Regions from separate parts of the Mus musculus genome. Here region 1 is linked to region 2. The links are chromatin loops, found by intact Hi-C in ENCODE. Cell type or tissue: left cerebral cortex. All regions are shown on one strand. Each heading gives the region's core, and the rest is flanking DNA. Links, peaks and the distances in the headings are about the cores only.

The links. A loop is a pair of places that touch in the nucleus more often than their neighbours do. Peaks named below come from ENCODE experiments on the same cell type or tissue, not always from the same donor. Only the 100,000 strongest peaks of a DNase experiment are listed, where the experiment ranks them.
Region 1: it touches region 2 in a loop (2.4-fold over the local background); 4 of 42 quality-filtered maps call a loop at or near these places.

Annotation. Positions count from the first base shown.
Region 1 is chr10:81,189,192-81,192,094 of GRCm38, reverse strand. It overlaps Dapk3 (death-associated protein kinase 3), which reads right to left. Exons shown (of 9, transcript NM_001190474.1): 3 at 1,796-2,156; 4 at 1,584-1,713; 5 at 1,449-1,497; 6 at 1,027-1,053; 7 at 184-336. Among named protein-coding and RNA genes, the nearest start is that of Atcayos, 4.0 kb to the left of the region's middle. In left cerebral cortex, for the core only: CTCF peaks have their summits at 1,055 (motif pointing right) and 1,799 (motif pointing left); a DNase peak (open chromatin) is centred at 560; H3K27ac peaks cover 319 bases.
Region 2 is chr10:81,266,620-81,269,522 of GRCm38, reverse strand. It overlaps Mrpl54 (mitochondrial ribosomal protein L54), which reads left to right and starts at 2,597. Exons shown (of 3, transcript NM_025317.2): 1 at 2,597-2,750. The coding sequence starts at 2,633. Apba3 (amyloid beta (A4) precursor protein-binding, family A, member 3) reads right to left here and starts at 1,351. Exons shown (of 11, transcript NM_018758.2): 1 at 1,204-1,351; 2 at 62-744. The coding sequence starts at 628. In left cerebral cortex, for the core only: a CTCF peak has its summit at 1,418; DNase peaks (open chromatin) are centred at 1,341 and 2,622; H3K4me3 peaks cover 1,832 bases; H3K27ac peaks cover 1,200 bases.

The DNA.
Region 1 (2,903 bases), core at 273-2,772, 77 kb after region 2:
TTGCTCTACCACTCTGGTGAGGTTCTAAGAGCTGTGGTTACTTGTGTAGGGTTTTAAGATTTGTAGTCACTTTTGCCCAGAGGTCCTGGCTCAGTTGGCCATGTCTCAAAAATACAACAAAAAAGACCCCGAAAATAAAACTGGTGTGGCCAGCCACTGAGGCTGCCACCATGGGCCGCCTACTTGGGGTCTTTGACCAGCAGCCTGCGGATGAAGTCCTTGGCCAGCTCGCTGGTGCTGCTGAAGTATTCCTCATCAAAGTCATAGTTCACTGCTGAGATGTTCGTCAGCGTCTCCTGCTTGGTCTCGCCCAGGAATGGGGACGCTCCGCTCAGGCTGCAGAGAGACAGGGCGCATGGCAAGCCAGAGAGGGAGTCACTGAAGGGGGCTGACACCCCATACCCTCCCACTGGTTTTCTGGGAATAGGGACCTCAAGTGAGAGTCTGCCTGCTTTAGACGGGCCTGTAGGGTACTGACGACTGATGTGAGTGGGCTGTGGCCACTGTGAGCGATGCCAGCGGAGAGAACAAGCCCGCCCATAAAAACCGGCAGGCTGAGCAGGCCAGGAAGCAGTGTCCCGCCACAGTTCCTGCCTCTGCTCTCGCTTCTGCCCTGACTTCCTCCAATGTGACTGTGGTAGGAATGACCAAATCCTTTCCTCCCCAAGGTGGGTTTGGTCTTATCACAATAGAAGGCATACTGGGATATCTCCCCATATTCCTGACTCTTTAGGACACTGGCTCCCTTGAGAAGGGAAATATCTCCAGGGAAGGGAGTGGGCAAACCCTAGAACAGGGTCAACAATCCTTATTGAGGAGCTGAGATTAAGCCATGGCCTAGAATCCCTCAGTGAGGGTGTGGTCGGGGGTGGGGTCTAGAACCCACAGTGGGGGCGCTAGGGGTGTGGCCAGAGGTAGAGCCAGTGTTCCTTCCCTAGCTATCTCCCAGTGCATTAGTAGCGGTCCCAGCCCTGATCCTGGCCTCTAGCAGGTACAGTCTTAGTTAGGCCCCTCTCAGGCACTCACAGGATGTAGGTGATGACGCCAATGCTCCTGTAGGGGGCAGAAAAGACCGGTCAGAATGGCCGTGGCAGCTCCACACCCAGGGTATAGGGCCCCACTCTACAGAGTGTGGTCAGTGTCAGTGACAGGGTCTCCTGAGCATCTGGGCTAAAGCCAGGACAGTAGAACCTCAGGACCCTCTGTCTGGCGGCAGCGAGCTCCTGGGTCCCGTGTGACTGAGCAGAGCCTATGCAGGCTATGATAGGTTGGGGTCTGAGCAGGGGGCCTCAGCCCTTCCATGCTGCTGTCTAGTGCCCACACCCTCACCAGCTGTCTAAGGCCTTCAGGTTGGGTGCAGTTAGGAGAGAATAAAGGAGCACGGGGAGAATAGGGGAGCACGGGGAGTATGGAGAGAACGGGCCAGGGCCACCGCTGAGCCCACTCACCACATGTCAGCCTCCAAGCCAAGTGGCTCATAGTTCACGATCTCGGGGGCTGTGGGAGACAGGATTGTTGGGGCAGGTGAGGCTGTGGCTGTGCAGGACCTACCCTCCTGGGCAGTGCCCACACCTGCCCCTCACCGACAAACTCGGGTGTGCCAAAGATGTTCTTGAACTCGCTGCCAGCCTCGATCCTGTGCGCGATGCCAAAGTCGATGAGCTTAATGCGGGGGCTGGCTGCGTGCTTGTCCAGCAACATGATGTTCTCGGGCTGCGGGACAGCATTGGGTGTTGACTCGTGGTTACCCCTGCCCCGCCCTCCCCGCGCGCCCACGCACACAAACGTGCGCCACCTTCAGGTCAAAGTGTGCGATGCGCTTGGAGTGCAGGTAGTGGACACCGTCTAGGATTTGTTTGAGGAACTGCGTGGCCTCATCCTCCGTCAATGACTCCTTCTCGGCCAGGAAGTCGAAAAGCTCGCCACCGGACACCAGCTCCAGGATCAGCACCACATCTGTCTTGTTCTCGAACACGTCATGCAGTGTTATGATGTTGGGGTGGCGGATCTCGCGCAGGATGCTCACCTCGCGTTCGATCTCCTCCCGGCTCACACCGCGCCGGCTGGATGGCAGGCGCCGCTTCTTGATGAACTTGGCTGCATACTCCATGCCCGTGCCCTTCTGCTGGCACTTGCGCACGATGGCAAATTGGCCACTGCAGGGGAGGAGACAGCTAAGCACCGCAGACCCGGAGGAAGCCAGGACTCTGTACCCAGCCTCTATGCGTTTGTACCACAGGTTTCCCAAAACAGCAGATCCGCTCAAAGAGCCAAATGATTGACACTTTGGGGATGGCTTGGGGGAAGAGAGGGCTGATGGGGACCCAAGGAAAGTCAGGTATGGTTAACTCCAGTGCTGGGGGAGAGAAGGAAGTCCCTGACCAAGGAGTCCAGCAGCCTTGGCAAGCTCCAGGTTCAGTGAGACACCCTGTCTGCAAAAAAAAACAAGGTGAGCCGGGCGTGGTGGCGCACGCCTTTAATCCCAGCACTCGGGAGGCAGAGGCAGTCGGATTTCTGAGTTCGAGGCCAGCCTGGTCTACAGAACGAGTGCCAGGACAGCCAGGGCTACACAGAGAAACCCTGTCTCAAAAAACCAAAAAAAAAAAAAAAAAAAAAAAAAACAAGGTGACATAAAAATGGTATCCCTTGGGCTGGAGAGATGGCTTAGTGGGTAAAGCACTGACTGCTCTTCCAAAGGTCCTGAGTTCAAATCCCAGCAACCACATGATGGCTCACAACTGTCTGTAACAGCTACAGTGTACTCATATACATAAAATAAATAAATCTAAAAAAAAAAGAAGGTATCGCTCAGTCAGGTGTGGTGACCACGTCTTTAATACAGGAGCAGAGGCAGGAACATCTCAATTCAAGCCCAGGGCCATGTAGTCTAAAATGAAACCTAC
Region 2 (2,903 bases), core at 308-2,807:
CTGAGTCCCCAGTCATGGCTGAGGGTCAGAAGTCAGAGGTCAGAGAGGCGAGCACTATTACCTGGGTACCCACAGGTGGTTCCTGCTGTGTCACCAGGGGTGCTGTCTCCAGCCAGGGCTCCGGGGAACTGCTGGAGCTCCTGCTGTCTGCTGGCTCTGCTGATGCCCCTTCCATCCATCCCGGGTCCCCATCAGGGTCCTCTGGCGGCTGCAGAAGGCGGGGTGCAGTCTGTGCAGGATCTTGGGGGACAGATTGGGCAGGCGAAGAGGCCTCATCCCTCAGCAGACCCAGAAGGTCGTCCCCGCCTGCCTCGGCCGACAAGAGCCCACCAGCATCTGGGTTCTCCTGGGTGGCAAGTCCTTGGCCGGTAGCAATGTGCAGGGGACAGGGGGCTCCATCTGGGAATGGGCCACCCAGGTCGCTGGGTAGAGCTTCTAGCTGCTGAACCAGCTCCTGCACACTGGATGTGTCCAGCTCCATCTCACTCAGGGTGACAGGGCCTCCAGGCCCTAAGGCCGACTGGGTGTTAGAGGGGTGGTTCTCAGAGGGCACCTCGGGGCCTTTGGGCTCCTCCAAGTCCATGGTTGGGGGCCCTGGGGGATGCTGGGGTCCTGGCAGGAACTCCATGTCTGAGACCCAGGTTCAGGCCGGCATTGTCACCAAGCTGGAAGATGAGGGCTCTGAGTGTGGATCTCGTAGGCAAGCCATGGTCCTACAGGTGACAGATTCCATCCCCATGGGGCCTGCCCAGGAGGAAAGGACCCCATTTTACACAGAAGCCAGCAAAGAACTCAGGTGCCTGCCCCAGATCTCAGGCTCCAGACCTCAGAACTCAAGCAACAGACACTAGAACTGAGGCTGCGGCTATGGAACTCAGGCATTGCCCCTGGGAACTCAAGCACTGCCCCCGGGAACTCAGGCTTCTGTCTCTAGAACTCAGGCTCTGGTCTCAAAAACCCAGGCTCCGGACCCTAGAACTCAGGCTCCAGCCCCAAAACTCAGGCTTTAGGTCGTGGAACTCAGGCTGTTGCCCCAGAATTCAGGCACTGGTCCTGAGAACTCAGCCTCTAGCCCCTAGAACTCAGGCTCTGACCCTTGAAACTCAGGCTCCGTCCCCAGAACTCAGATTTCAGTCTCAGAACTCAGACACTGCCCTTGGGTCACCCACGGGAGCCTGTCCAGTCCCGCACGGCCCGCAGTACCTGTGTCTCCGGCCCGGGCAGGATTGTCCGGACGGTCCGCCCGTCCTTCCAGAAGAGTCAGCAGCTCTCTGGGATCCCAGCTTTGGAACCGGATCATCGGTCACTGCACCATCCAGGACTATTGCGCATACACACTCTCAAACGGCCTGCTGGGAAATGTAGTCCTCGAGTCCGCTCTCTCTCCTTCCGGGGACTCGCCAGTGTTGCAGTATAGATAGTAGAGCTCAGGTTCGAATCCCGAGACTACAAGAACGGAGGCGAGGCTCAAACTGGCTTTTCTTTTCTAAAATCGGGTTCTGCATCACTTCAGAGTGTAACGGCTGAGGTAGGACATGGGCAGAAACCAGGGATGGTAAAGAGAGCCATGACTTGAAAATTTGGAGTGCAAAGGAAAAGTGGGAATGGAAGTTATTGAGGACGGACTTCCACTTTGTATCCCAGTAAGGATCTATAACGGTACAATCTAGACTTGAGTTGACACTGGAATTTGCATCACGGTCCTACATATAGATTAGGGACAATGATAATTCCTAAACTTAACTGTGTGATCTAAAAAGAGTTCACCTGGTTAGGTTTGTTAGCAATGAGTCTAGAAGATTCTAGTACTAGTCTATTTATTCTTGAGAGTCTCATGTAGCCTAGGCTGGCTTCAAACTCCTGATCCTCCTGCCTCAGCTTCCTGTGTGCATCCAGCCTCCATTTCTGCTACGAAGCCCCAATCACCAAACCCCACTTTTTTCTATTAGTGAATAGAACACATACGTATCACTATGTAGAGTAGGCTGGCCAGGAACTCACAGGCATCTACCTACCTCTGCCTCCCAAGTGTGGGGATTAAGCTGGGGTTCATCACTCCCATCATTCTCAGCTACCCATATGTTTAAGCCAAGATCTCATATAGCCAAGGCTGACCTCAAACTTGCTGTGTAGGACAGATCGACCCAAACTCCTGATTCTCTTGCCTCCACCTCCACATCACAACTGACTGTCCTAACTTTTAAGCTTTCAAAAATTCCACAAGGGATATAAGCATGATTTTGCTGTGACATTTAAAGTAAATAAAGATCTAAATACTTGTTGTTGTTGTCGTCATCATCGTCTGAGGCAGGGTTTCTTTGTGTAGCCTTGGTTGTCCTGGAACTCAAGCAGTAGCCAAGGTTAACCTTGAATTCAGAGATCCTCCTACCTGTATCTCCAGAGTACTGGGATTAAAGGTGTGCCATCACCATTTGAACTGGGGGCAAGAATTTAATGAAATATTCTTTGAACGGTCGATAGCTACAGAAGTTAAAATTAGTCGTTAGTCGGGCAAATTTTTTTTTAAAGACTACATTTCCCAGAAGGCCGCGGCGCCTCCAACACCTCCAAAGCCGATCTGGAGGGCTGACGTAACACGGAAGTCTGCACGTGCGAGCGGCCGGCCAGCGTCATGGCGGCCGCCCATCTCCTCCGGGCTTCCCGGGTGTGGGCCCGCTGGCATCCCCGGGCGCTCCCGGTCCTCAGAAGACCTGGAGGATTCTCTATCCGGGAATATGCTAAAAAGCCAGGTGAGTTGGCTCCGAAGGAACCAAAGTGGGTACGGCCGGAGCGCTGCTGGGGAGGTGGGGTTCTGAGGATTGACTGCGCAGGCGCAGCGTTACGGAGGCCAAACGGTGCGTGCTAGCGTAGTGAGGCCTGCGGGTGCGCCGCTAGCCTCTACG